6 separate regions of the Mus musculus genome follow, and regions 1, 2, 4, 5 and 6 are each linked to region 3. Evidence: chromatin loops called from intact Hi-C (ENCODE). Cell type or tissue: heart. All regions are shown on one strand.

Region 1 (5,000 bases), 220 kb after region 3:
GTGGCGATATTTATGAAGTAAGGGAAATGGGTTTGCTTTCTGTAGAAAGATTGGACCAGGTTGGGTAGAATCTCCGTTAAGATGTCAAAGCAGGGCCCGAGGTGTATATAGTTCAGAAGGCAGAGTGCTTACATAGTGTGGGCAAGGCTTGGATTTGATATTAGCACTCTATTCCCATAGCGCTCCTCTTTCATCCCATTGTATGTCAAAGGAAGTTGTATGAAATCACCCTTAGAAAGCAATTCTGATGGATGTAGCAGTAGGAAACAAATCTTATTTCCATAGAGCAAGAGCTTTGGCCACAGCAACAGCCAACGACTGCATTTGTTATGAGATTGATGAAAAGGGTGAAACCATTCTTAAGCTCCAAGAGGTCCCCTAAGAAGTCAGATGGTCTCAGCTGGATACCTCCCCCATGTCCTCTTCTCCCATCTTCCTTGTCTGTCTTTCCTCCCCTTTCTTGTTCTCCCCTTTCCTTCTCTCCCCTCTCTATCTTCTCAGACCTCCTCTTTACTGCTCCATCTTCCTCTCTATTAAGTGCTCAGGGTCCCTTTTATCAATAAGTAGAGACTCTTACAGGAGTCACTGTGCTAACAGTTAGGTGTCAAGACAAATCAGTTACTCTGCCCCGCCCTCCACCACCCAGCACCAGAATGGCCCTTTGGACTTTGCCTGGATCCTCCTGGCTCCCATTTCTGCCTGCACTGTCCACTGTCCTCCACTTGCCCTGATTGGCCTTACTATTCTTTGTTTGTTTGTTTTTTTGTTTTTTGTTTTGTTTTGTTTTTCGAGACAGGGTTTCTCTGTGTAGCCCTGGCTGTCCTGGAACTCACTTTGTAGTCCAGGCTGGCCTCGAACTCAGAAATACGCCTGCCTCTGCCTCCCAAGTGCTGGGATTAAAGGCGTGCGCCACCACTGTCTGACTTTACTATTCTTTAATATGGACAATTGGTTTGCTTTTTTTCTCTCTCTCTCTCCTTCTTATTGACATTATCCTCCAAGACCTACTTTGTTTTGCTTCTCTTCAGAGTGTAATCCAGGGATAAGCAATTATTGCTCATTCACTGGTTTAGGTCACAGCATGAGGCTGATGCCTCTAACTGCTCCTTTTCCAACAATATCTCTGTCCCTGTCTCTCCTATGGAAACTTCTGGAGCTACCGGTCTTCCAGCCCTTTGGAGGCTCACATTTAGGTTAACTGATTTGTAATTCTCCAACCTCTCTGTGAGTTCATAGGGAAAGCTGGCACACCTTATTCAAGAGCCAGAGTTCTACGGCCCACTGGGATGAAGTCAAAACTCAGGATACTTGTGTTCACCGGAGAAACTGATCTATCAATGATGGCAGGGACTGGCAAGGACAGTGTGCAACGCTGCCATTTCCACTCAATTAGGAAGATCATTCTGTGAAGGCCCAAGTTTCTGGGGCGTCCTGATTGAGGTCAGCAAACCTGTGGGGAGAGCAGCTTCCTGGCTAAGCTGTGAGCCAAATATCTTCAGCTTTATGGGAGGAACTAGGTTAACTCTTGCCAAACTGGTTCACCAGGAACAATGACTAAGCAGTTTCATTTTATTTTATTTTTGTATGTCTGGGACTAGATGATCTCAGCTATGAACACATTTACAACCTGGAGTTTCAAGGGAGAGGAGTATTGACTTGCAATGCAAACAAGGGAGCCAAGTTATGGCCTCTCAGGCAGCCAGCGTAACTGCTGCTGTTTGATGCTATACTCGGTCTTTACCTCCTTCCATTTAACTTTTCTTCTTCCTGTAGGGTTTTGGGGATGCTGTCTTCTCTTTAGCACTAGTAACTTCTCTTCGCCATGGTCCATGTCTATTTTGTGTGTAAGTGTCTGTTCATGTATGGGCTCATGCCTGCATGTGTGCATTTCCTAATCTTGCCGCAGCAAGGTGGAGAATCCCAAACAGGCATACTCATGACATCCTATCTTTCTATTAATCTCACCAGAGACTAAAAGCAATTGACAAAGGAGCAGGCTTCCTAGGTCTCCTTTCCAGACTGCGTCTGAAGCTGAGTGACCTGTCTTCAGGCAGGAAGTGTCTTTTTGGAGTCTGAACATGCCTGCGTTCTCAGAGCTGCTTTTGGTGGCAGATCCAGGCAGCAGCAGGTCAGGCCTAAGGGCAGCAGTGACCTAGCTTGCCGTCAGGCCGGGTTTCCTGTGCTGAGTTGGGAGGGATGATCCAAGGGCAGTTATGGAAATGGAGCTTTTCACTAGGGACACTTGTGAAAATACTAAATATGTTTTACACTTCCCTGGGTAAGGTCAGAACGTATAATCTATGCCATTGCTTGTGTTGACTACTGAGCCTGTGTTATCCTGAACCTTCTTCGTCTTGTCTAGAATTCTGAGAAACACAACTTCAGTGGTGCCGGAGGTCTGTGGTAAGAAGCTGGGGATGGGCCTCTCAGAATAGAAAGCGCCTCCTCCTATGTAGTTCCTGTCCAAACTGGCTGCTTCATATTCTTCCGGCTTCCATCACTGTGATTAGCTTGGGAGAAGCAGTTTGAATTGGGGACTTTTTTGAGGATCTGTGGCTTCTGGAATTTCCCTAGTCCCTTTATTTTTCCTTATTCTTAACCTGCTGGAAAAAAAAATCAACACTAGCCAACCATTTCATCACAGAGATGAACTATTTCTACAAAGAGGTTATGAATATGTGTGGATATATTTGTATATGTGTGTGTGTATGTATTATGGGTATACATACCTACATATGTGTGTATAAATAATGTATACATGTGAATCACATGTATGTTCATATATGTATGTATACATATATTCTAGTATATTTACACATATAGGCAATATAAATACTTATTCACATTGGACTCTCCCATCTTATTCACAAGTGTTTCTCTTATGTCTTCAAACTTTACTCTTGCCCCTAATTTAAAACATATTCTTTCTGGTTCTCTACTAGACCCTTTTGGTCCCTACCATGTAAGACTCTAACTTGGAAATCTCAGATTCACATCTCCAAGTCACCTGGGCTTCAGTGGGACTGACATCAGAATCACATGGCTCTAAGCAAGTCCTATAAATACCATTCGGACCTTTTACTTCGTGATGGGTCCAGTACACTCATGTATAACACTGGCTCCCCAGATAATGGCTGCCCACACAAGGTTGAAAACCTCCACTGTAAAATTGGACTCATGGCTTTCTCCTGGGCCATGACTCCATGGGTCCTACCTCTGAAATTGGAACAGATGAAAATAGAAGTATATGCCAGGTTCTATTGTGTTCTAAGTACTATACGCATATTGATTTATTTACTCTCCAGGACAGTCATATCTCTTTAATTCAGGGATGAGGCTAACAAGATTCAAGGAGCCCAGGTCATTCTCCAAAGGGGGCACAGCTAAGAAAGAGCCATGAGGAGGCCATGGTCCATGCCTGTGGCCAAGTAGATACACTGTGCTTATCTTAGCAGAAAAGCAAATGCCTGGAACATCACAGTCCTACCCAATCAATTTCACTTGGTATGGACTCCAGTGTCCATTATCTGGCTTTGTAAGTGCTCGGAGATATCCCAAATTGCCCAGAGGTCAAGCAGCATAAAAACAGTGTGCCGTGAATTCCTTACTATATTGTCTTGTTTATTTTTTTATTTGTTTACTCGGAAGAATTGTCTCATTTCTTTCCAAGAAACTCTGCTACATTCTCACTGTATGACCTTATCCAGATCTTTCTCACCCAGTAGTTTCAAAACTTAGGTCTTTGTCATTTCCAGGCAGGGAATCCAGTCTAACTCCATTTTTGCCCTTTCTTCCCTATGTCTTTTTCTCTCCTTCCTTTTTGCACTTACAACACTGAAGACAGCAACATCAAGCTCTTCTAATCCTGGGAGTGGCTCTGTGTGTGTGTGTGTGTGTGTGTGTGTGTGTGTGTGTGTGTGTCTGTGTGTGTGTCTGTGTGTGTGTCTGTGTGTGTGTGTATGTGTATCCAACTCCTGCCTACAGTTTTACTTTACATTTGGATACAATAACCTCCCCCCTAAGTTACTTACTTAGCATTAAATGCATTCTCTTCACAGTGAGAGTGACTTCTGAGTCTGAAACTACTGATAACATGGCACATCCTCAAAACTACAATCTCATTCAGGGTTGGAGCATATCCAAGTCAAACCAGAGATACTCCCATGATGCTCTGCCTTCACTCAGGCTTACAAGGGGGAGGGATCATTTTCTGCTGACTATTCTCTGTCTTCTCCACATATACAGAACATCCAGATTGTTCAAGAAATGTTTGATTACCTAATAAAACAGCTTGCTTCTTCCCCAAAATATATTTGACACTATTTAAGATGCATTGGGAAACCTAAGTGTCTTCCAATACCTTCATCAATAATGCATAATGGGGCACTGGAGAGATGACTTAGCAGTTAAGAGAACTGACTGCTCTTCTGAAGGTCCTGAGTTCAAATCCCAGCAACCACATGGCGGCTCACAACCATCTGTAATGGGATCTGATGCTCTTTTTTGGAGTGTCTGAAGACAGCTACAGTGTACTTACATATAATTAAAAATCTTTTTTAAAAATGATGCATAATGACCAGTAAAATATAAGCATCTTTGAGTTCAGCATGCACACAGCCATCTCGGATGGCTACTTCTTCTCTGTCAAATAGAATCAAGGTCCAGAGAAAGCTGACAGGAAATCTTTAGTTTAGGGGTCTTTATTTTTCTTCAGTTTTGTACAGTTTCCCAAATTGGGGCTTTGTTTCCTAATGCTACTGCTCCCTATAATATTTCATGGGTAAATTTTAGAGTTTTCCCAGACCCGGGCATTTCTCATGTTATTCTGTTCAATGGCTGCCTCCTGGGCTTGCGTCCTAACTAGAGCTGCAGTTAGTATATGAGATGCATGGAATCTATATTTATCTTTTACTCTCTTTTCTAAAGGGATCCTCACTGGCAGAGCTCTGCTAGCTCTGGGTACTCTTGGGTCAGCCATGTCACTGACGGTCAGGATTCAA
Region 2 (5,000 bases), 170 kb after region 3:
CACTCCTACCTTTGGCTTCTACCCAACAGAGGCTAATAGGTTCCCACACTTCCAGGAGGAACAAACAAAAAAAATGTCTTCAGGCATGGCTAAATGTTCTTCAAAAGACATGTCTTACAATTGAGAATATCAGGAGTGATGTCAGATGGAGGCAGGGGGGTCCGAAATCTTTAAAGTGCCATGTCAATGCCATTGGGGTGGCAGAAGATTGGAGGCCCTTAACGGGGTGGGAGACAGGGAGAGCCGAGGGAAATTTAGGGAGTGAGATGGGGCTGCATCTCCGTGCCTGAGCAGCGGGTAACCTGGGGGAGACCTGAAGGCCCGGCAGGTGAGGGGAAGGACAGAAGAACGAGGTACTGGGAATGAGCGATGTCAGGCTAAAGACAGGGGTGAGAATCTGCAGAAGTCTGAGACAGCTTAGGACATTAAAGACACTCAAGGCAGGGAAGGGCAATCAGTCAGTTCTTCTGCAGTGTAAACTGAGAAGGGTGAGCAGGCTCAAGCAGGAACCCTGAGCCAGAGATAACACAGTGCTTCACAGCCCAAGGTCAGTCCTCTATCCCCGAGGACAGTGAGCTTGCCACTATTCACTCCCTTCCCTCCAGGTCACTGAACACCACACCACACCCCCCCCCCCAACACACACACACACAAACACACACACACTGTCCTTGATCCTGATGATTGTAGACGTGACATATTTTACTTCTTCACTGATTGCAGAAACCAGTGGAGACTTTGCAAAACATCACACACCTTTCTCTTGGGATTTGGGGCACCCGTACTTAAAAGGAAGCATAGACTTTGAAAATGGAGGGGGGCGGGGGGTTAGCAATATATTTAATCTGAAATCATTCCGACAAACAAATACACCAACAAACCGAACCAAGCAAGCAAGCAAGTAAAACAAACAAAAACCAAAAGCAAGCAAGCCGTTTTAAGGATAAATATTGTCATCTGTCTGACTCTCTTGACTGTAGTAAGCTTCTGTTTAATGTTTAGCTTAGTTCCTGGTTAGGCAGGAGGAGTTTGCCCAGTGTTTATTGGATCACTATGCTTACTTTGTTAATAATGGCAACAACACTTCTGGAGGGCATAATAATCCACCATAAACTGTGTAAGGAGGTGAGCTCATGTGATCATTATAACAACCGGAGCTCAAAAGAAAAAAAAAATTAATTGTTTGCCTGTTACACATTTTATCTTACCCTTAACCCATTATTCTGCCTTGCTTTCTGTCCCTCCCATGAAAGCAAATTGATAAAAAATTATTTCCTATCTCATGTGTTTAGTCTCACTGTAGGTGAGATTTAAAAAAAATCACAACTGATAGATGGAAAGTGTGGTTACATATTTTCAATTTTTTTTAATCCTGCAATTACAGACTAGCAATAGAGCGCGTGCCCTTCCAGGTGCAAGCTTGCTTTTGCAAGTTAGGAAACATGGCCACCTGGCTGTTTGGTGCAGAGCCGAGGTCAAACCTAGGACGCTACCTTCATACACTGTGGTGATCGCAGAGACACACACAGGTTAATGTTTATGCCTGTTGACTCAGTGTCTCGAAGGACACGCCACCAAATCTTCACAGCCAGGCCCTTGACTGTGGTGTATTCTCTCCTTTAGCTTGTCTTATGTAGAAGGATGCGTCAGCTGAAGGCTGACTTCAAGGGCAGAAGAAATAGCATAGTCGAGCAGAACAGCATGTGTGCTCGCCTCTTCTTCCATGGCTGTACTTGGCAATACTATCCAGGTGTCCACGTCCAAATATAATACCTTGTTTTTCTTTTTCCGCTGAAGAGGAAACAAAGTCCTAAGAGGCTAAATGTTGCATGGGACTTTGTTAGCCAATTCAACATCTGTTTGCATCTTTAAAAAAAAATGACTCATATCTATTCCTTATAAGTAGGGCAGGAGGGCAGCTGGAATTTCCCAGCTCACTCTGTGTCACTGCTTCCTGCTGCTCTTTGTCCTCCCAGGCATATTTTATTGGCAAAAAGAAAAAAAAAAAAAGAAAAAAAAAAAAGAAACAAACACTGTACTACCTCGGGGCAGCTGCCTGCGCTGACTCACGCCTCTTCTGTTTGTGTTGGGAAAGCTGCGGGCAAAGCAAGGACCTTCCTTTAATTACAGTGTGAATAACCAAATGCATTCTGAAACTTTGTTACTCAATAGCTCACCCAGAAGGAACACTGATGGTATCCAGCCAATCAAAGGCCATCTGCCGACTACAATCGGAGCTTGTCACTGATGGCAAGACCCAGTGGGTGGATCATCACCAAAAGAAGGAAAAACATAGTATGAGTTGTGTTTCTATCTTAAAACAAAACAAAAGAAAACAACCCCAAACTGATCAAACAAAACCCCCATTCCTCCTCACATGTCCTCAACCAAAGCTGAGCATCTATTGGCTTGATTTATTCCTGAAACTTGAAAACCTATGTACTCAATTTGGAAGGAGGAAGGCAAAGGGGGTGTGTGGGAGTGGGGACAGACAGAGACAGACAGACAGAAAAAGAGAGACAGAGAAGGGAGGGGAGAGAGAGTGGGGGAGCAGGATCTACAAAATGGTAACATTGAACACCGGAAGAAGAAGAAGAGAGGACCTTGTGAAGATCTAGTCAATTCTCCTGACTGGGGTTCTCATTTTAGGACTCAATTTAACACACTGCCCTGCTCAACCTTTATTGTTTCATTTCCTATGCAACTTGTCTTAGACAGTGGCTTTGTTCTGATGTCTTTAATACATTCCAGTGATTCTCTATGTCAAACAGAGAAGGGGTGGGGCAAAAAAAAAACAAAAAAACAAAAAAACCCCAAAACAAAAAACAAAAAAAAAACCCTCAATGGATACAATTAAACTACCTCTACATGTTCAGATTTTTAAGATCCTACTTAATTGAGCAAGCTCTGTTTTGCAAAACTTAATCTACAAGAGAAGAAATAAAAATTTAAGTCAGTAAGATTAACTTCTCAGTTCATTCGTTTACTTTTAAATGTTGTATTCTGACCCAAAGCATTTCCCCATCCCTCCTGGGTGCTTTAGAAGAAAGTAAATCAGGCGTCTAAACCCAGAAACAAACTCCCGTGGAAAACCAAACCAAATCACGATAAAAACAAGACCAAAGAGAATAACAATAACAAAACTTTCAAATAGCCAGCATGCTTCTAGTTAAGCCAGCAAGGCCTCCGGGTGGGCAGACACAGGTACCCATGGACATTGCGGGTGAAGAGGTCTTCTCTTCTCTTCCTGGTTGTGTCCTGCCCACAGTGTAACCCTAAGCAAACACCCAGCACAGGCCATGGAGAGAAGCTGAGTCAGGCCTTGGCGATGGGCCTAATATCACATTTGAAGTGGGTTTTCTTAAGCACTGGATGAGCAGATTTACCCCTGGGGGTCTTCCCTTGACCCCTAGCTGGTCTTCCTCTTGAGAGCGAGGCTAGACTGTGGCTCCAAAGTCTCCCAACTTAAGAGTCCAGCCCAAGGTGCTCCGTTGCTTGTCCTTGGGTTCTACTGATTTAAAAAACAAAGATCTTCTCAAACCTTGCTTAAAATGGAACCTTCTGGATTCTATCTCCAGACACTACCCCTGTAGCAGCCCTGTGGTGGGGCCCAGGCATCCACCCCGAAACCACAGGTTGATATTCTGGCATTTCCTGGTTTGGCTCTGATCCTTTGGGGTTGTTTACCAGCCCAGCGTGCGCGAGAGCTGCAGCCTTTCCTCAGCCCTCCCCCATGCCAGTGACTCACTCCTGGGGTGGTTACTAGTGCCACTCTGGGCATTGAGGAGACTGCCTGCTCCCTTGATGCCTGCTGGCTTTACTGTTTGTTCCCTCCTTGACTTGTCATAGGAGAGTATGTTATTGTTCCTCTTGCTCCTGCTATCAGACTACAAGGACCAGTGTGGTTTGCATCACAGAAGGGGCGTGCCCTTGGTATTTTCCTGTTCTATCTACTGTACTCAGGTTCTATTATCACGTGATGGGGCGGGGTGGTACTGTGGCCTCCAATAGAACCTTGTGACCTCAAATACCCGCAGATGGTCCCCTCACTTGTTTTCTGAGTCATGAAGGAACCATCCGTTGATACAATCCGACAGTACTCCCGTTTTCTTCCACTTCTTGCTCTATCGGAATTCTGGGCAGCTCTTTCAAAGACTAAAAGTTTGTAGCTGCCTCAGATTATATATTGGAATCCTAGTCCCACAGAGGTGGTGTTAACAGATAAAGTCTATGGAAGGAAGCTAGGATAGGAGTGTGGAGTCCACATTCATGGAATTAATGTCCTTATAATCAAGGCCCTGGAGAACTAGTGACCTCTTGCACCATGAGAGGACACAGAGGAGGAGCCATCTATGACAAAGCAGGCTTCTTTAGAAATCAGTCTGCTAAGTGAACATCCTATCTTCCAGAACTGTGAGAAACAAGAATTGTTCCCCCCCCCCCAAAGCTATCTAGTGTATGGTCTTTTATAAGACATATAACTTATCCTTCTGATGGTTCTACATATGAGGACCTCAACCACTGACATCCATCTACCCACATTCCTGGGTATCTGAGGTAGCTGGGGGTTGTTGCAGTTTGAATGTGAAATGCCTATTGCCAGCAGTTGGTAACACTGTTTTGTAAGAAGGTTATGGAGTCCTTAAGAGAGGGAGCTTCACCAAAGGAATTACATCACTAGGTGTGGGACTTGACCTTGTAAGGGAATAGTCTAGGCTCAGGAAGCCCCAAGACCACGTTCTCTGCACAGTGGAGATTTATTTGCCCCAGAGGGACAAAGGCAGAGAATAAGAGACAAAGACAGGAGATAAAGGTCAAGGAAACAGGAGAAGGGAACAAGGGAGAGGAGGCAGGGGTATGTCCTGGATTGGGTCAGAGGACTACCTCTGGCTAGAGAGGAGACAGACACACAAGCAAAGGGCAGTTTATAAATGTAAAGGGGGAAACGCTGTGTTAGAATGAGGTGTTTAATTTTAACTGTACAGGCTAAGGGGCTTTTG
Region 3 (5,000 bases):
TATTTCAAGATTACTTGTGCAGTTTAATAAACACTTTTAGCTGAGGTTTTAAAATGCCGAGTGTAACATAAAACATAAGCATCGGAAAAAAAAAAGATTCAAATAATAAATTATATATCTTCATTTTCACCGGGCAGTGTACTGCCCTTTACCCTATGCAAAAAGTTAGGCTTTTATCAGCCTGCTCGAGAAACTATGCTAATCTCACTTACTAGACTACTTCAGAGGACACCGGCCAAAGACCAACAAACAGATCACATCAACAATCCTTAGTTATTAATAAGAAAGCACTTTTCTTATGGTAAAGAAGAATATCCCACCCAAGGCCTCCTCCCACATAGATAAGGATCTTAAGAAAACAACTAAAATCTTAGGCAGAGACACAGAAATATCAAGAACTAAGACAATAGTTTTCTTCCCTTCTAGTAAGTCAGATTTTAAATGCCATCACATGTGCACAGCTTGCTTTAATACTTCTCTGAAGCTTAGATCACATGGGAGGGCGCTTCAGCCTGTCACAAGGCTGCAATGTGACAAGCTGAGCTGGATGGAGGCTCTCACATAAAGCCTAGTCAACAGGGGCCTCTGAAATCAGCTTCTATTTATATCTCAGAGCCTGCCAACTCCTACACAACCCCAAGAACTAACGATGCAGCATTCACATATCTCACATAACAAAATGCAATTAATGCCTCCAAGTTTTTCTAATGCAGGATCAGAGAACAGCCTCACCTTCAATCCACAATACCCAAGCAGAATAAATCATAAAGTAAATTGTGAATATTAAAAGTGGGGCAAGGGGAGAGTAAGTAGGCACAATAAGTAGGAGAAAGAATGGAAGCACAAATACTCTTTACAGTTACTATAACTATAGGGTTTTTGTTAGTTTAGATATACTGTATTGTCCTTACATTGGGGCTGGGGCGGGGGTGGTGCAAAACAAGTTGTTAAAAACTTTGTCATCCATAAACCCTTTCCCGCATAGCTAGAATGCTCTGTTTTGTTTAAATTCACGCTTTTTCTTTCTTAGCTCATAGCTTAAAACAAACCTCACTGGACTAAAAATGATTTTCCAACTCAAAATCTGAAATGAATGAAGTTTTCTTTTAAAGTATGGAATAGCTGTTTCAGGTGCATACCATGGTTCAAAATGGCAATGGTTCAAAATGGCAAGATCACTCCCTAACCTCGAGGTCAGACCCGAACTCTAAACTCTAATGTGCTACTAAGCCTGACCTTGTGCAAGTCCTTAGTCTCCAGATTTCAGACACCTCTGCCAAACAGTCAAATAGTTTTTTTTTTCTAAGAGCTTCTTTCCATACTTAATACCGGTTCCAGCCACAAAACAATTTAGAACAACTAAAAGAAATCCCTTATTTTGGGGCGAGACACTTCAAAAACAAACTTGAAATGTAAAAGTGAAATATTTTCAGCAGTTGAATAATGAAATCTCACCTAAAAAAATCAAAATAAGATAAAATTAATTACTATCTTACTATTCCCTTGATTACTAAATACCGATTTTAAGAAAGGAGGCTCTGACCTATATATTATTTTCTTCTAATTATCTCAGGTAATATTCTTAGGCAGCTCCAATCGACAGTTAGCTTATAATACCTTCCCTCAGAATACAACTACACGGAGTGCACGGAAAGCAAGCAAAATGTCAACTTCACAAATGTTCACGTAGGAAAGAAACAAAGGGAGAGGCGCTCGACTTGCTTCCATGCAAAGGATTTTGAGGGAGAAGCTTAACCGCATTGGAAAAAACTAAAAACCCTCCGGGAGAAGAGCCGTCAGTCCCGGTTCCAGCGATTTCGACCGAGTTCGGGACCCAGAGGCCCCCCACCCCCCTCGCAGCGCAGGCCGCGCTCCGGGAAGCCCGGTAGGGCCTGCTCCAAAAACCACTGAGTCATGCACTCGACGGTCCCTCGCCGGAACAACTCGGCTGTGCAGGGAGCCAGGCGCGGCAGTAGCCGCCTCTGCCATTGTCTATCCTGTCGGTCGGTCGGCCGGCCGGCACCCGGCGCCGCGGCACGCCGGGCATTGTCCCGTCCAGCCCGCTGGCCCGGCCGGGCCCGTCTTTGTGCTCGCCGATCGGGCGTGCTCCCGCCCCCGCGCCGTCCCGGCTCGCGCCACTTACCCTGCGGGGGCCCGGATGCACTAGCGAGCTGGCGCGCGACGCCGGGCGGTGGGCCGGGCTGAGGCCTCCGGGAAGGGCTGGCTAGCGGCCGCCGCGGGCCGGAGCGGAGCGGAGCGCAGGCGGAGCTGCGCTGGCGCCGCGGAGGCCTCCTTTGTTCGTGCAGAAGCGCCGAGGCGGCCGAGCCCCGCCGCAGCTCGGGTGGGAGGGCGGCGGGGGAGGAGAAGAACCGCAGGCCGCGGGGCTAGCGCCGCTCCAGGCGCCCGGCCGCCGGCACCTCACGCCTCCACAGCGACGTCCCGGCCGAGTGAGGAGGCGCGCGGAGAGGCCTGAGCGCCGACGGGGCCCGAGGACTGCGCTCTTCGGGCTTCCGCGTTCGCCAGAGACTCTGCGCGACTCCGGGCAGCGAGCGGACGCCTGACCAGATGCACACCGCTCAGCGATCCCGACGACTGACGCTCTGGCTCTGACCGGCGCTCGGGATCTGAGGGAAAGGGCGGCGGGGGCGGGGCCTGTGCGTCAGCGAAAACCCGGTCGGCACGCCCGCGGCGCGATGACGTCGCGGGACGAGGCCCCGCCCCTGACCTGCAGGCACTAGCCGGGGGCGGGGCCGCACTTGGGGGCGGGGCGAGTCCGGAGGCTGCGGTCACCGTCGCCCAGTCACCCTCCGGCCCGCGGGGCCCTGGGTGGAGCTGCTGCGGCGGGTCCACGGAGGCAGCGCTTCTATTTTTAACCCTATTGTCCGCCCTCAGCCACCCACACCAGCCCAGTTTCTCACGCTTCGTCCCCAGCTCCGCCGGGGTCCCCTCCCCGCGGGACGGGAAGGCACGGCCCGGAGGAGGCTGGCAGGGTTCCGGGTGTCGCCGCAGCTCCGCCTGCCACCGCCCAAGGTCGCGGTGCGCTGCCAGCTCTGAGCTAGGACCGCCCACCAGCCCCAGCCCCGCGCCGCCGTTCTGAACTGTTAAGCCAGCCTATAGAAACCCCTGGAAATTTACTATTCCAGTGAAGCACGGAGAACCCTGACAAGCCTGATGAGATGGAGCAAGAGGGACAAACAAGCCGGACCCCAGGCAAGGGCAAGGTGCTGGGTACCTGCCCAGAGCACGAACAGAAGAAGCTTTCTGCTGGTCTCTCCGTGGGTTCTGGTCACAAAATGTCTCTGCCGAAATCCATAAGGGCTACTACCTTAGCTACAAATATGCACTTAGGGTCCTTCACTTCGGGTATTTAAGAACCGTAGGCCTTGAAGGGCTACCTTAACGGCATTTATGCACTTAGGGTCCTTCATTTCGGGTATTTAAAAACCCTAGGCCTATCTCTAAGGTACCCTAGGGTTGGCCTTGACTGGGACACACGAACCTCATTTCTAGATTTTGTATTTGTGATATTGTGGAAGTAGTGTGGGGGAGGGGTGCTGCCCTGATGCTCCAAATCTAACTGCTCCCTGCACAGCAAGTGGACTAACCGGTACATAATACATTTTAAAAACCTATTTCGGGGTTATATTGCTATGGTCAAGTAATGTATTTCAGACTTAGTTTGGGTCATTTGTCCTAGGATCTTTGGGATTTATTTCTGTAAACTAGTAAATAATAAAACTAACTGCTACCATTTACCAGCCATTTCAGTGTCATCTATTTTTCATTTAGGGTCTCCTTATTTATCACAGCAGTTTACTGAGAAAAATGCCCTCCCTGTCCATTTGTCAGGGTAAGGCAGTCATGATGAAGGATGCTCTTGCCTGAAGCGCTAGAGACTAATGGAAACCGTAATTATGAGGATAAAAATAACTTCAGAGATTTTTTTTAAATAGAGCATACCTTATTGTCTGTCTCTTTTTATTCTTCCATTTTAAAAAGAAGAGCTTTATAATTTATCTTGTCCAATTTAAACAACAAAGTCATTTTAAAATCAAGCTGTTGATGCTAACAAAACTTATCAATAGTGTAAGTTAAAATTGACAAGTAATACAAATCCGAGTAATTTAAAATCAGTATATTGTCTACATGTATTAATGCATTTATGGTGACCACATGGTAATATTGACACATAAACAAACAGATAAAATTGTATGCAGTGTGACAAGAGTTTTAAGAAAGAAAGAGAAGCCTCAGCTCCAGCCGTCTCTACTAGGAGCTGTTCTGATAAGCTTATTAAAGAGAGAGTTTGGTTTGTTTTGAGATGGTCTCTTTGTGTGGCCCAGACTGACCTGGAACTTGCCTTTTAGACCAAGCTGGCCTTGAACTCACAGAGACCTGCCTACGTCTAGTTAGTAAAGGCACAAGCAGAGTCTGTTAAGGAATGGAACATCACAGACAGAGATTGAGAGATCAAGAGATTAAAGAGGACCAATAACCCCATGTCAATATTTTGGGAGGAAACGAGAAAACAAAACAAACAAACAAAAAACCCACATGCTCTAAGTCTAATGGTGACACATACACGCACCTTTAATCCCAGCACTAAGGAGGCAGAGGCAAATGGATCTCTGAGTTCAAGGCCAGCCTGGTCTACAGGGCAAGTTCCAGGACAGCCAAAGCTGCCTAGAAACCCTGTCTCAAAAAAGAAGGCAGCAGGTCGGGCAGTGGTAGCAGAGTTAGTTCCAGGACAGCCAGGGCTACACAGAAACCTTGTCTTGAAAAACCAAACTAGGAAGAAAAAAAAAAAAAATGGCTGTAGTGGTTGGTATACAGTTTTAATCTAAGCACTCAGGAGGCAGAGACAGGTAAATCTCCAGGGGTACAGCAGCCAGATGGGGAGTTCCAAACCATCCAGTTTCAGTTTACAGCTTCCTGTGTTTTCATTAAAAATGTAACTATTTTAGAAGGGTGTGGTAGCACACACACACACACACACACAC
Region 4 (5,000 bases), 100 kb before region 3:
CAAATAAAACAAAAATATGTTATAACAGGCTGTAACAAAATAGTAAAATAGTTGCCTACTGTGTACAAGGTTCTAGGTTCAATTCTAGAAACAACAACAACACATACACACACCCCCGCCCCCCCCCCACACAGATTTTACCATTTGGTCTAAGTGTAGTGTAATTGGTTAAGCAAAATATACACCAAGTTGTGAACCCTCCTTTTCCAAATGAGGAAAACCACGTCAAAAGAATAATCATGTAAGAGTTTTATGCCAATTTGGAAATGTCCATAAAATATTATATTAACATTAAGTTAAAATTCAAGTAATTTTTAAAAAAATTGTAAGTGGCTGGGCATAATGGCTCGTAAATACATTCTATCACTCAGAACACTGAGGCAGAGGAGAGTCACCAAAAGTTTGAGGCCATCCTGGTCTACATAAAGTTCCAGGTTAGCCTAAACTACAGAATGTGATCCTGTCTCAACAAACAGAAACACAAAAAATATGAACAACTTCTGGTTATTTGGGGGAAAAATTGTACAGCTTCTATCATGGAGTAATTTTCCTCAATTCATCAAATCCATAAATATCAGAAAATGTTAAATTATCCTTTAAAAATCAGTCAAAGGATAGGAGCCGTGCATTCGCAGAAGAAACGCGGTGAACTCTTTGTAAGAAATGCTGTTCATCTTTGCTAATAACAGGCGCCACTGTGGTTATAGTTCTTCAAACCCATAAAATATCAATCTTATATGTGGCCTTTCAATATAATGAATTATTTCTCTGTTGGTGACATGACCCAATTCAAGCCAGATTAGAGTATACAGAAAGGCAGGTTTATTGGGAAACCCACTCTCTGCTCACTGGTCCCAAGGACAAGACCAAGGAAGTCTCCATGAGGATAGAGACAGAGGGGACGAGGAGGAGAAAGAGAGAGGAGAGAGAAAGAGGAGAGGGGAGATAGAGGGGAGAGAGAAGGAGGAGAGGAAGGGCGGGGGAGGGAGGAAGGGGTAAGGGCAGAAGGGAGAGGGAGACAAGGGAGAGGGGTGAGAGGGGAAAAGGGTGAGAGGGCAGAGGGGAGAGAGGGAGAGGGGTGAGAGGACAAAGGGGAGGGGGGAAAGGGGACAGAAGGGAGAGGGGAGAGAAGGGAGAGAAGAGAAAGGGGGAGAGGGAAGAGGGGAGAAGGGACATAAGGGAGAGGGGAGAGGGGACAAAGCAAGAGGGGAGAGATGGAAGAGATGAAAGGGGAGAGGGGACAGAAAAGAGAGAGGACAGAAGGGAGAGGAGAGAAAGGAGAGGGGGGAGAGGGAAGAGAAGGGAGAAGAAAGAGGGGAGAGAAGGGAGAGGGAGAGGGGGAAAGGGGAGGGGAGAAAGAGAGAAAGAGAGAGAGAGATCGCTAAAATGTCTGGATTATTTATGAAAGAGACTCTTGGGGGAGGGGAAGCCTAACCCTTGGGCCTAGAAAGTTCAGGGTAGAGGGTGAAGGTTGCAAGGTAGGGACTGAGGGATGCTGGGAGAACCTGGAGGACAGGTCCCCTTTGGCATGTTAAATATGCACCTCTGCTCTTTGTCTCCGGTCTCAATCCCAATACAATATACCACAGTAATCAAACACTGTGTAGTATGTATGAAGCTAAGGGCTCAGTCCCCAGCACCCCCACCACACACACCCCACATCACATTTGCATGAAATAACTGCCCTTGTTTGTCACTACTAAGACATGGAGGGGAATAAACTGAGAAGGAGAATGTAACAGTTTTCAAAAAATGAAAGGTACTCATGTCCTCTGACTCTACAGTTTAGCTCTGGAGACTTTATTCTATATGCAAACACAAAAATATTCTTGTAATTGCTTTTACACTGTATTGAAATGGCCTGCAAGCACAGGCACAGGCACAGACAACCGGCCCTGTGGAGCTGCTTGTAATCTACTGAAGCAGGTTACTCTGCAGGAACTGAGAATTCAATGGATGTTTCACAGCCTTCTCTTTTACATTTGTAAGTATCTAAACTTTGTATTGTCTTATGTATTGCTTCTTGAAATATATGTATATATTTAAATTAAAAAATAAAACCGGCACTGGGGCAACAGCAGTGGCCAGCACGTGGACGCTGCGTCTATAAATCCGAAGCGTGTTGAATCGTCCCAAAAGTTAACGCGGGAAAGGAAGATCAAGGTCTCAGACAACAGAAGTTAAACAACTGGGTTGGATGCTAGGCCAAAGCAAATAAGGGGCATTAATAGGGCAATTAGCAAGAGTTGGTTCTAGGTTTGCAGGTTAGCTCGGAGTCCTGCAAACTTTCTCTGTAAAGAGAGTTCATACTTTGGGTTCTGTAGAGAATGTGGGAGAACCTCAGAGGGTCCCCGGCCAGCTACTCAGCTCCGTGACATCAGCACAAAAGCAGATGGAGACAATGGGGATGCGCAGTCTGAAAAAAGGTAGTTCCCCTATTTACAGAAAATAGCCATGGAAATAGAGTTAAAATATTTCTGTTAGCAATTTGCCAAATGGTTGTCTAGCTTCTACTTGCACACCTCCACTGATGGGAAACTCATTTTATCTAACTCATTTCACTATAGAGAAACATAAATTGTTAGAAGAGAATTTGCTAGCTTGAAGGAAGTATTCTATGTGAACCAGAGGCTAAGGAAAAAAATACTATTTGAAAGTGAAGGGAACTGATGTTTGCTTCAAGTTGTAAACGTGGCAATTTTCAGCAGCCTTCAGTGGAGGTGAAGATAATGTTTGACCAGTATGCCACCTAGTGGCCAAGATATGAATAGACGCACATGAAACAATGTTTTCAAAAACTCCCAAGAGCCCAGAGTGGGTGGGGTGGGGAGGCGTTCCTCAAGTCTTTTTTAATCTTTATAAAAATGTTGCTACTAGGTGGTTATTATTTGAAAATGGTGATGATTGTGAGTCTGGCAACATTGATTCCATTTTATAGGAAACAGATGGCTAAGCTCGACATTCAAAGACGGCATCCAACCTAACCTGGCTCCCCTGTGCATGCCTGCTCTGCAGTCCTTTAACACACTAAATCTGGGCTACACCTGGGGCTCACTTCAGCCGTTAGAGTTCAGCGAGAGTAATGTGCTGATTCTGGGTGTAGGCCTTTGAGAACACCTGGAAGCGTCTGCTTTTGTGCTTCTGGACGGTATAAACCATGATTTAAGAAGTCTATACGGAAAGGCTTATTATTGAAGAGGCTGCGTAGACGGCCCAGATGAGAAGGTCCATAGAGATGAATAAGTACTAGTATTGCATGGAGAGTAAGCAAAAGTGTTGAAGGAAGTGAGACAGGGTAGAGAAGGAGGGGCGGGGAGAGAGGTGGCGGCGGGGAGTGGGGAGGGCGAGAGCATTTCACTACACAGCCCTCTAGTCATCTGCAAGACACCATGCACTGAACTAGCCCAGAAGAGCATCTACACTCAGTCCTCGGAGTGACATCACATTACACACAGCTGAACTCCATCAGCCTACAGGCTCATGGGAAAGTCGCTGTTTACAAGATACTCCATTTTGAGACAGTTCTCTCCCATCTAATAGATAATCGAAATGAGAGATCCTTACGAACAGCATGGTGGGATTATTGACTTCCTGTCTCTCTGCTTCAAAAGCGCCCCTGTTTCATGGGGTCTGTGACCATATGGTGGAGCCCTTGACAGAACCTTCCTCTGACAGCTAGTAATACCAAGTTTCATCAGTAGAGGACTCCAGACAGAGGGCTCCGAGGTGGAAGGCACATTGGGGTGCTCTCACAAGGCTCCGGAATTCCCTCTAGAGCAGTGGTTCTCAACCTTCCTAGTGCTTCGACCCTTTAGTACAGTTCCACAGGCTGAGCTGACCCCCAACCATAAAATTGGTTCATAACTACTACTTCATAACTGTAATTTTGCTACTGAACTGTTACGAATCACAACGTAAGCATCTGCTATACAGGATGTCCGATTTGAAACCATGGGAAGGTTGAGAACCACTGCCTTGTCTATCACTAGGTGCACGTGGTAAAGCTTTCTCCACAGTTGTGTGCTGCGTGCTTTCTCTGCCTCTTCATTAAAGTGACAGTCATGTGGCCAAGGGTCTCAGATGCTGCGAAGCCACACTCTTGCCTCGATTTTTGTCTCCCACACCCTTTGATTAGACCAACAGTTCTAGGGGCCTGGCAATCTTTGTTCTACCCAGCAGCCTAGTGTGCCCCAGCCCAGGCTGTGTTCAGGGGAAGCTACTCTTTCTCCTGGTTCCAACGGCATCTTCAGTAGTACCGTATTTCTTCTGGGTGGGCAGCCATCAGTCTTGTCTTACTCACGACTTGATGCTATGAACTCTATCTAATCCTCATACCACTTCTCTCTGTGTCTGCTACTATTCTTAATGGATACGTAGTTTGGAAAACTATATTCTGCTTGTCTAGTGACTAGGGAACCAGATCTGACCCAAGGCAACCAAGCCAACTTCTCTGTGCAGTGAGCCCAAACCTCCTCCCTCCGCAGGACCTTAGTATCTCCCTTAGTATCATCTGGCAGGTTTTAGGTTTTACTTTCTATTTTTTCCTTGCTCTTTGAAGGCACTGAGTGGCTATGACCTGAGCTCAAACTGATCCAAAATTACAGGACTTCTTTGCATTTTAACACTGACACACTTTTTTGTTTGTTTGTTTTGAGGTTTTTGTTTGTTTAAGAATTAATTTTAGTTACATCTCTATCTTAAGTATGTGCACATGAGTGCAGGTACCCATAGAGGCCAGAAGAGGGCGCTAGATCCCTTGGAATTGGAGTTAGAGGCAGTTGTGAGTTACCTGGTGTGGCTTCAAAAGTGCTTTTAGCCGTTGAACTGTCTCTCCAGTCCCACAGATTTACCTTTATGATCACAGATAAACTATTGCTTAGCAACAAGAGATGAATAATTAATATCCTGTTAGTACTAATAAAGCATCTCTTTATACAGTCACCCATGCACAATCAGCAGTGGAGAGAATGCAAAGTCGTGTCCCATAACGCCACGGCGAT
Region 5 (5,000 bases), 480 kb before region 3:
CAACAGTGCTTACAACAAGGCATTGTGGAGGTAAAGGTATGAGGATTAGAATTTCAAGGTCAACCCCAACTACATAATGAGAGGCCAGTCTAAAGTCCTCCCTCTCTTCAAACAAAAAGCTTCCAACAAGAAACGTTTAATGTCTCAACTAAAAACTAATTTTACTTCCTCAACTATCTTATCTATTTCCTCTTAAGAGGCCAAGAGATGTCAAAAGTATAACTGAAAATGAATTTATATCTAAAAACTAGTAATGCAGACTCTCTTGAGAAGCCCACACATAGGTGTGTCCTACTCCTTCCCAGCTTCTGGTTCTACTAACTCCTGGGCTTAAATCTGAGTAAACCCCATCTTCAGAACCTATAACTCTGCGAGAGAGAGAGAGAGAGAGAGAGAGAGAGAGAGAGAGAGAGAGAGAGAGAGAGAGACAGAGAGAGAGAGAGAGAGAGAGAGAGAGACAGAGACAGAGACAGAGAGTGAGAAAGACAGACAGACAGACTGACAGACAGAGATACAGAGAGACAAAGAGATCTAGAGAAAGAGATAGATAAAAAGAAGTCTTTTCATCTCTTGAAATAACTCTGGTTCTGTTATTGTTGGTTATGCGCTGACTTGACTGTAAAGTGTTTTTTTTTTTTTTATGCTTGATTTGAACCTTAAGCTGTTGAATATAAATTTGACTACAAATTATTTAAAAAATAAATACTGTCTATGGTTTAGAATGATAATAAAAGTGGCTGGGGCTATGGCTCAATAGAAGAGGACCTTTCCAGCATGTGCAAGGACCTGAGTTTGCTCCTTAGCACCATAAAGGCAGATAAAGGGCTGGAGAGATGGTTCAGTGGTAAGGAGTACTGGTTGTTCTTCCGGAACACCTGGGTTCAATTCCTAACACCCATGTCAGCTTACAACTGTCTATAACTCCAGTTACAGAGGATCTGACATCCTCCTACAGATATACATGCAGGCAAAACACCAATGCACATAAAATAAAAATAATAGTTTTTTAAAGATAGATAGATAGATAGATAGATAGATAGATAGATAGATAGATAGATGGATGGATGGATGGATGGATGGATGGATGGATGGATGGATGGATGGTTGGATGGATGGATGGATGGATGGATAGATAGATAGATAGATAGATAGATAGATAGATAGATAGATAGATAGATAGATAGATAGATAGATACACAGACAGACAGACAGACAGAAACATATAAAATGAAAACTCTGAGCCAGGTGAGGTAGCACATACCTTTAATTTCAACACTCAGGAGGCAGACTCAGGCAGATCGCTAAGTTCCAAGGCAGCTTGGTCTACAAAGTGAATTCCCAGGATAGCCAGGGATACACAGAGAAACCCCATCTCAAAAAAAGAAAAGAAGGAAAGAGAGAGAGAGAAAAAAAAAACCTGAGCTACACTGTCAAATAACGTGTGTTAGTTGCTATTTAAAAATTGTAAGTATTAAATAAGAAGATGCTGCACATCAGATATTCACGATTTTTAGTCAAAATCAGCTGTGGTACAACCCCATCCATCCCTCAGGAGGCAGGAGAAGTATAAACTGTAGCTCTCCCAGAGCTGTGTAGTGAGTTCCAGGCCAGGAAGCCAACGCTTGTGTGACACATCTTCAAAGAAACAGATCAAGGTTAAAAAAACAAAAGCCAAGTTCAAGCCTCAGGGAAGGTTATGAATACATAAGAGCACAGTTGTCTACGTTCTTTGGCACTTTTCTGTTACAAATATGCCTTTTTCACTGAGAATGTCATATGAGCATATAGCATTTTGACATAATCCCTCCTTTCCCCTCGTCCCCTCCCCTTCAATATCTTTCCTGTCCCTTCCTACCCCAACTATTCCCTCACAGTTTCTTGTTTTTGTTTTTCCCCCACTAAGTCCACTTAGTTTTGCCTGTTGGTGATTGGGTGTAGGACCATCTGCTGGAGCGTGGATAGCCTCTCAGGGACCACTTCTCAGCAGATAACTATCTCTGCTTCTCACAACATCCATCAGTTGCCTGGCTCCTGGGTTGGTTGTGGGATTGCCTAACCACCTCCCTATCCATGCAGAGAATTCGTCTAGCTGCACCTTGTACGTGCAGTTACAGCCAGTGTGACTCCCCCAGGTCCAGAAATCACTGATTGGCTCTAGCCATCTGCTGCCCCTGGATCTTGCAATCTTTTGTCCCCTCTTCCTGGATGATCCCTTAGCACTGGGAGCCAAGCATGTACTACAGCTGTCTCCTTGAGGCAGAGCACTCCAAAGTCAACTACTGTCTGCACACTGACCAGTTGTGAGCTCTGTACTCATCATCATCTACCACAAAAAATAAGTTTCTTGGATGAGGGTTAAGAGATGTGCTATCTGGTAAGCGTTTGGGAGCTCATTTAATGCTACTTAGCTAAACACAAAGTAGTAGGTTTATTTAATGACTTGGGTTCATTTCCAATAAAATATCTTGGATGTCATGAGTTTTGCATCATCAACACACTAGGAGAATTCTTTTGAAAAGTGTTTTATGATTATTGTTAAACTTCATAAATGATTAAACTTTATTCATCACATATTAAATTCCCAGAAGGGAATTATTGTATCTCATATTGCCATGCAAACTTGCATCATTAAACTGTAGATTAATGTATACTATTTTTTGTTTTGTTTTGTTTTTTTCCAGACAGGGTTTCTCTCTGTAACCCTGGCTGTCCTGGAACTCACTCTGTAGACCAGGCTGGTCTTGAACTCAGAAATCCATCTGCCTCTGCCTCCAGAGTGCTGGGATTAAAGGCGTGCGCCACCACTGCTCGGCTTACTATTTTCTACCTATGATTCAAGTAACTAGTATAGGAAACAGACAAATAAAAGCTATCAGGAAAATATTTGCTACTATAAGGATATGATTTAGTGAATGCTCAGCTAGCAGCTATTTTTCCTAGGAATTGCTCCACTCTACCAGCAGAGGGCGCCCTGTGCACACAGGGCCAGCAGCTAAAGTTCATTAGCATCTTACCTCTTGGCTGTCTCTGAAATGAATGTGAATGCAGGCAGTGTGTGGAGATCAAAGCTACTTGGCCTGTTCCTACACAATTCTGTGGAACGTCAAGATTTTGTAAGACATCTCTCAACATCAGTCTAAGAGGGCCTGAGTACACCCTTGGTCCAAATGAGAACCCAGACTGTAATTATAGTTAATGGCCGTTTGGGGACATTTCTATCAATGTCCAATGATGAGTGAGGGACATGTTAGCAGAAATAAGGTCGTTCTGTTTCTCTTCTGCTAGACCAACTCTACCATCACTTTGTATAAACAAAATCACGTTGAATTTGGAATCTTAGATTTGGGTTTTGGTTTTTCTTGGAGCAGAGCCTCTCCATATAGCCCAGGCTGGTTTCACAGACCTCTTCCTCCATCTCCTAAGGAGGATCTCATTCATCCTTGGCATTTATTACACATGTTCAATGTAAGAGTTATTCATATATATATTTTCCATTTTCTCTCTCCACAAAAGGTAGTTCTTGGAAAGGGAAAATAGAGAAAGACTATTCTAGATACTTACAGAATAAGTAACGATGGGCTGGGTAGAGAGCTCAGTAGTTAAGGACATTGGCTGCTCTTGCAGAGGATCCAAGTTAGGGTTCCAGCATACCCCCAAACTGCTTACAACCCACTGTAACTCCAGGGCATCTAGTGTTCTCTGGTGGAACATGCCCGCACGAGCACACACACCCCATAGTCACACATATTGCATAACCAAAATTATTTTAAAAAATCTTTTTAAAATGAAAAATAAAGAAATGACATCAATATCTCACACTATCAAGAAGAAGAAGAAGGAGGGGGGAGGGGGAGGAGGAGGGGGAGGGGGAGGAGGAGGAGGAAGGGAACTACAGCTGTAAAGAGACACTTTTCAAAACGGTGTTTGCCTCTCTCTTTGTTAGCCCTGTCAACAGCAAATTATTAGCCAGATTTGACATTCTCTGCCTTGACTGCATTACAGAAAATCAGAAATAGAATCAGACACCCCTTGACCTGGAAGGCACTGACAACTGCTTCGTTTTTTCCCAGAGGACCAAGACCCTGTGAGGGTGGAGTATTGAGATGGTCTGATTGACTGCTAAGCTGGCATCAGAATCCAGATCCATTAACCCAGCCCACCTTGTCTGTCATGACATGTGGCCTTGAGCTAGACCTTTAGCTATTACACTGACGTTAGAGTAAAGTCTGTCTTAACTCAAGAATAGCCACAATATCAAAACAAAAATATGATTATTTAAGACCAGTGACAGAGCAAGTGCTTACTTCGCCTGTGTTAGGCACAAAACCCAACGTTATGACCCCATGAGGAGCCTGAAGAGGCTAAGGCAGGAGGATCCTAGACTTCAGGTCAGCCTGGGCAGTTACAGTTTGACACCAAATTTGAACCTTTCTATTCTTTGCTTTTCCCATTTAATTCATACGTAGAAACTTTCAATGTAGACAATATTATATCAAATGATGTGTTTTAGTTGCAAACACTTTTTCTCTAATTAATATTATTATGACATATGATGGTATTGGGGGGCAGCAGGAGAGGGTACCTGGTGGGCCCATGCCAAGATGCCCCCTGAGAAATCACACCAAGCAACTGACCTAGTATAATGGAGGTTTACTAGAGACAAGGAGGGCAGTTAGGGCCTAGAGAAGGAGAAGGAGTAGAGGCAGACAGATGGGAGCGGAGCAATGGGAACAGAGAAGGGGGAACAGGGAAGGGCAGAAGTGAGGGGGGGCAGGAACACATGAGAATAGAGAGAGGGAACCAGATGGCAAGCAGTTCTTTTATATGCTGTCCATACCTGGCAGCAGCGGGTAATGTCAGCAGATGATGGCATAAGCTGTTGCCAGGTCCCTGGGAGGAGCCTAGCAGAATCACCTATAAGCAAACAGATACACTTAAAAATTCAGAAATATGGCTCATGTAATTTTGTAAAAGTTACTTTTGTTGGTAATAAGGGAAAT
Region 6 (5,000 bases), 96 kb after region 3:
AGAGACATACAAATATCTCTGTCTCTGGCAGGGTGGAATTAGAAGCACTCAGCACCACACCAGGCCTAAGCTTCTACTAAGCTTAACTCCAAGTGAACTGCTTAAGAATGCAAACCATATCCACAAATGTCTGGGGGTTTTTTGTTTGTTTGTTTTTGTTTTTGTTTGTCTGAGTAATATAACTGTGACTTACCTTTGTATTGGAGACATGTCTCCATTTTGTGTTTTTCTTTCTAATTTCTTAGATATCTTATATAGTGAGACCTTCACATACTGCCATGTATATGTGGCATAGATTGTTTCAGCAACATGTCTTTGGCTGATTTTCTCTTTTAATAACTTATATAGATCGCATATCTCACATGCGTATATGTATGTACACACATGCACACTTTTCTCCTTCTCATCTTTGTGGTGCTAGGAATTAAATCTGGGTGCCCAACCAGTAAAACAGACCCTCCATCCTGTTGTAGATATTCTTATGACAGAATAATCTGTAAAAATGGCTCCAACTAGTTCTTTCTTGAAAAATCTAATACAACTCATTTAACATTTTGTTTGTTTTGCCTTTGATTCTTAATCAAATCCACTGGCCTAGCCCTGGCAAACCCAACTAAGGAGTTAGCTATGGAGAAAGGAGGCTTGCTACATTGTAATATCTTTGCTTGTCTCCTGTCTGGTAAAGTCATTACATACTGAGTAATGGAGATTTTCTTGGTTTCTTTCTTTGGAAGGAATAGATGTTAGATGTCAGTTATAGCAAGATGGGCCATTGAGGCTTAGGACTCACATTGAACTATCCCCCTAGACTGCTGGCTTAGCATTGGATAAGATCAGACCTGAGGGCAGCGCAGCTGAAGAGGTGTTTCTTGTTTAAGACCATGGGCATACGAAACTTACAGTAAACAATACAGGTAATTTCTGGGTGTGGCCCTAGTTTCTTCCAGGGCTTTCGTTTCCTTCTCTATTTTTGTCAGGAGAGACAAATATGGTTCACATGGGAAACCCATTTTGCCATCCCTCCCACCCCCGTAATGAAATGGTAAATTTTTAGGACTGGATGAGCAATGTGAAGACGCTGTTCCTTCTCCAATACTAATGTGGACAATACCATGCCGTGGACTCTTGTTGAGGACTGTGTTGCTGAAATGTTGTACGATGGCTTGATCGCGTAGCCTGGCGCTAACTTGGAAATGAGCTCCACATAGACTGAAACTCCCTCCCTTCTCTTCCCCACTGCTACAGTCTTCCTTCTACCTTCCTCAGTCCTCTCCCTTTCTCTTCCTCCTCCTTGCTTTCATCCAACCTTTCTGGATTATTGGTGAAGCTGTTGTGAAGGCTGAGGTACCAGGGTGGTGTGTGCGCATGCGCTGTTGAATGAGTTCTGCCGTGCGTTAATTCTAAAAATGCTTTTTCTTCTAGGAGTTGCTGTAATCTCTTTCTCTCGCACAGAGAAAACAACTGGACTCTTTGTTGATTTGACTATTTCATCTCCGAAACGGAGGCAGGGAGGGAAAGAGGAGTGACTTAAGAAGGAATTTACAAAGGCAGACTGAGGAAATTTAATTTTAGCTTTGAGAAGTTGAAGAGATGCAAATCCCCCTCCCTATGATAAGTTCAGAGAGGTGTGTGAACTGCGTTTTGTCTCGGTGACAAGTGTGTTCCCTGATGAAGCAGCCCTGCTGAGGAGGTGGATTCGCTGGAAGTGGCTGGATGCCAAAACAGCAGCATGTCCACGTATTTTTTTTTTTTTTAATAACTAGCCAAAATCAAACTGATTCTCTGTGGACCACGTATGGTGTTGTCACTTTTCTTTCTTGTCTCTTTTGCGTCTTATCCATACCTACCATTTCGTTTATGTGTTTATTATACAAACACATATTTTCTGTGTGTTTCTATATGTGTGTGTGTCAGGAGGCAGAGGCTGGCCTTCTGTGTCTTTTACAGTGACTCTCTACCTTAATTTTTAAGACAGGGTCTCTGACCCGGAAACCTACTAATTCACATAGGCTAGTCTCTATTCCCTTTGATGTTAGGGTTATAGACACTGGTACCAGGGATCTGAGCTCAGTTCTACACGCTTGGGCAGCCAACATTTCACTTACTGACCCATCTCCCCAGCCCCTGCTACTTACTTAGTAGTCTTGAGACAGGATTATCTCATGTGTTGTATGCTGGTCTTTTTTTACCTTAGCCTCTTCTGTACCCTAAAACCAACAACAACACAGCATGTGTGTGGTGGTCAGAGGACAAATTGCATGAGTCTGTTCTTTGCCTCTGCCATTCTGGTTCCGGGCACTGAATGGAGATCATCAGAAACTTGGCCCCACTCAGTCATCTCTCCAGCTGAATTCGTCCTTATTTAAGTGTACATTTATTATAAAATTCTTTATTCACGTGGTCCCAGTTTGAACATTCTATCTCTGCCCACTTGCATAGGCTTCTACCTTGCTTGTCTACGCTGTTGCTATTCTCTTTCTCTCTTCACTGCTTCATTTCTTATGTCAAGCTTAATCATAGGCAAAATTGTGAACTCTCACTTCCCCCTAATCCTCCAAGGCCTGGATCTGATGTGCCCCACAGTTTCTGTTTTATATTCTTCATTGTTATTGTGTTCTTTTTCCATCAACAGAAGAAACAATATGACTCACTTGCCCCAGTATTATTTTTCTATGATCTCCCTCTTAATCATTGCCACAGTGTTCAGATAAATGAATGAAATGAAATGAATGAATGAATGAATGAATGAATCAAAGTGAATGTTAGGGGGAGACTTGTGGATGTTCCAGGGACCTGTCCCACGGTACTGCTTCCTCTGCCCTTTGTGGAGCATTTGAAACAGTGGGGATGAGGCTTTGAGAACCACTTTACTTCCTTTTTCTGGGCCTTGCGGAGGGTGTGTGTGTGTGCTCAGAACCTCCAGAAAGGAAGGAAACATCTGGGTAACAAATATTGAGGCAGTCAAGCTGGACCACACATCCCAGCAGCCCTGAGAGGCAGGAGGAGTAGCTAGCTGCTGGAGCAGGCTGCTTGTTTAGCTCCTCAAAAGATTTCTGCCCACAGATGTGTCTCACCCTGAGAAACTGGTAGGACTGGTTTGTAATAGCCATGATCTGTTTGGATGCAGGTGCTGTTGTCTTACAAAGAGGAGACTTAGGCGGCTAATCCAAAGAACTGACAGATGTTGCCCAGGTGTGGCGAATATCCTCTGGCACTCTGGGGGCTCTGATGACAGGGAAATTGCTCCAGGCATATTCAATGCCCTTAGATGTTCTCCACTGACTTTCAAAACTCAGGAACACCATTATAGAAAGCCGGTCCCAACCACTCAGAGGATCAATACCTTCCTTATGCGCCCCCCGCCCCACATGAACCCCCTTCTATGAGACCACACTACCTTGTAATGGGTCTTTCATCTGCCTTTCTCTTTAGTTCACGCCGGTGGTGACAGATTATGCACTTAGACTATCCGCTGAGCCGAACACATCTCCAGCCCCCAGGATGGATGCCTAGCAAATGCTTCTTGGGTGCATGAATACAAGAAGGTTATTTAGTAAAGCAGACAATGGAAAACTTATGCCATCGCAGGTCTAGACCCCAGAAGAAGCTTCAGGCAGCTACATGAAAATAAAAATTGTCTTTGAACTTAGGCTGTGTTTGAAGGCCTCTGAATTAACGGAAATCCACAAGGTTATAGAGCTGCATTATCAGTGGATGGAAGGGAAGGAGGAGAGAGAAACTGACTCACTCCTTTGAGCTGACAAAGCATACAAATCACTCCAGACAATGGAGAGAAACAAGGCACTCAGCCACGGAAGTCAGTGTGACAAAAGGGGTCTGAGCAGACGCCCTCCCTCCGGTACTGAGCTTGCCCTGTGTCTCCATGTGGATGTAAGCATCTGGACTGTGTGCCTTGTGGCCCCGATGTTGTGTCCCTCCACCTTCTTTAGGAAAATACAACCAGAGCAGAAGCACTGGAGCAGGTCCTGGCATGCACTGCTGTATGTAGGAGAGACATAGGAGGGCAGGATGGAAGTTTACAGTAGAGAGCAAAATGCCACGTTCCACCCGGAAGGGAGATGGTTTGCGAGGGATGATTTCCTTTCTCACCAATAGGTAAGTTATCTTCCCGTATTACTTGAATTTTTAAAATTACCTTCATGAATTGCTTTGATAACAGAGTAAAATGCACCTCCCAGTAGGGTAGGGATGACAGGAACAGTGGGAGGAGTAACTGATGAATGTTTGCACTTTGAAGAAAGGCTGCCTTCGAGTCTGCCCTGGCTCCAGAAGCTCTGATAGCATGAGCTGGGCAAGGGAGAGGAAAGTTTGTTCAGGATTCCTGTGTTCAGGTCTTCAGGGTCCCACCTCTGCTCAGTCAATGATGAAGTCTCCCAGCTGTGTTAACTGCCTCTCCGAACGCCTGCCACCCCGTTGCCCTTTTCATAGTCTGTGTACTTCCTGTTCAATGTCAACTTCCTCCCCAGTTGCTTTTGACTCCCTGCCCCTGACCTAAAGGATTCATAGCCAACTTCCCAGCCTTCCAGACTTGACTTGGGTCCCAGTTTTCATGTTCCCAGGTTCTTTCCTAATAGGTCCTAGATTTGGAGTTGTCCTTACACAGCCAAAAGGGGCCACAGAAAGCTGTCATAGAGTTAATTATCAACAGCATGACCCATGGGCTCTGATGGTGCACTCGGCAACTCTTAAGGCTTCTATCATCCCTGTCCTAGAAGTGTGACCTTGAACAATCATGAAAACTTCCCATGCCTTGATTTCTTTGTGCACATGGGGAAAAATCTAGTAGTGTTTACTATTCAGTAAAAGCTTAGTGTTACTATACATTCATAATAATGTTTTCTTTCTTCCTTCCTTCCTTCCTTCCTTTCTTTCTTTCTTTCTTTCTTTCTTTCTTTCTTTCTTTCTTTCTTTCTTTCTTTCTTTCTTTCCTTCTTCCTTTCTCTTGAGGCAGGGTTTTATGTAGCACAGACTGGCATATA

What was found. Peaks named below come from ENCODE experiments on the same cell type or tissue, not always from the same donor. Only the 100,000 strongest peaks of a DNase experiment are listed, where the experiment ranks them.
Region 1: it touches region 3 in a loop (2.9-fold over the local background); 2 of 42 quality-filtered maps call a loop at or near these places.
Region 2: it touches region 3 in a loop (2.4-fold over the local background); 7 of 42 quality-filtered maps call a loop at or near these places.
Region 4: a loop joins it to region 3, with 2.1 times the contacts of the local background. A loop is called at or near these places in 5 of 42 quality-filtered maps.
Region 5: a loop joins it to region 3, with 2.8 times the contacts of the local background. A loop is called at or near these places in 2 of 42 quality-filtered maps.
Region 6: a loop joins it to region 3, with 4 times the contacts of the local background. A loop is called at or near these places in 4 of 42 quality-filtered maps.

What each region holds. Positions count from the first base shown.
Region 1 is chr19:21,048,629-21,053,628 of GRCm38, reverse strand. No RefSeq gene overlaps it. Among named protein-coding and RNA genes, the nearest start is that of 4930554I06Rik, 54 kb to the left of the region's middle. In heart, no CTCF peak of the experiment used is centred here; DNase peaks (open chromatin) are centred at 2,108 and 2,438; H3K27ac peaks cover 395 bases.
Region 2 is chr19:21,103,501-21,108,500 of GRCm38, reverse strand. 4930554I06Rik (RIKEN cDNA 4930554I06 gene) reads right to left here and starts at 3,791. Exons shown (of 2, transcript NR_126458.1): 1 at 3,749-3,791; 2 at 2,963-3,508. In heart, no CTCF peak of the experiment used is centred here; DNase peaks (open chromatin) are centred at 2,110 and 3,740.
Region 3 is chr19:21,269,886-21,274,885 of GRCm38, reverse strand. Zfand5 (zinc finger, AN1-type domain 5) reads right to left here and starts at 2,608. Exons shown (of 6, transcript NM_009551.5): 1 at 2,144-2,608. LOC115489044 reads right to left here and starts at 3,428. Exons shown (of 2, transcript XM_030251153.1): 1 at 3,396-3,428; 2 at 2,144-3,111. The coding sequence starts at 3,428. The coding sequence ends at 2,419. RefSeq lists an enhancer at 43-802. In heart, no CTCF peak of the experiment used is centred here; DNase peaks (open chromatin) are centred at 525, 2,035 and 2,675; H3K4me3 peaks cover 3,828 bases; H3K27ac peaks cover 3,756 bases.
Region 4 is chr19:21,371,283-21,376,282 of GRCm38, reverse strand. No RefSeq gene overlaps it. Among named protein-coding and RNA genes, the nearest start is that of Gda, 99 kb to the left of the region's middle. In heart, CTCF peaks have their summits at 2,757 (motif pointing left), 3,692 and 4,722 (motif pointing right); no DNase peak of the experiment used is centred here.
Region 5 is chr19:21,745,565-21,750,564 of GRCm38, reverse strand. No RefSeq gene overlaps it. Among named protein-coding and RNA genes, the nearest start is that of Gm41818, 24 kb to the right of the region's middle. In heart, a CTCF peak has its summit at 2,962 (motif pointing right); no DNase peak of the experiment used is centred here.
Region 6 is chr19:21,173,677-21,178,676 of GRCm38, reverse strand. Gm45918 (a long non-coding RNA gene) reads left to right here. Exons shown (of 9, transcript XR_877753.3): 5 at 3,433-4,116. Among named protein-coding and RNA genes, the nearest start is that of Gm45918, 35 kb to the left of the region's middle. In heart, no CTCF peak of the experiment used is centred here; a DNase peak (open chromatin) is centred at 2,996; H3K4me3 peaks cover 345 bases.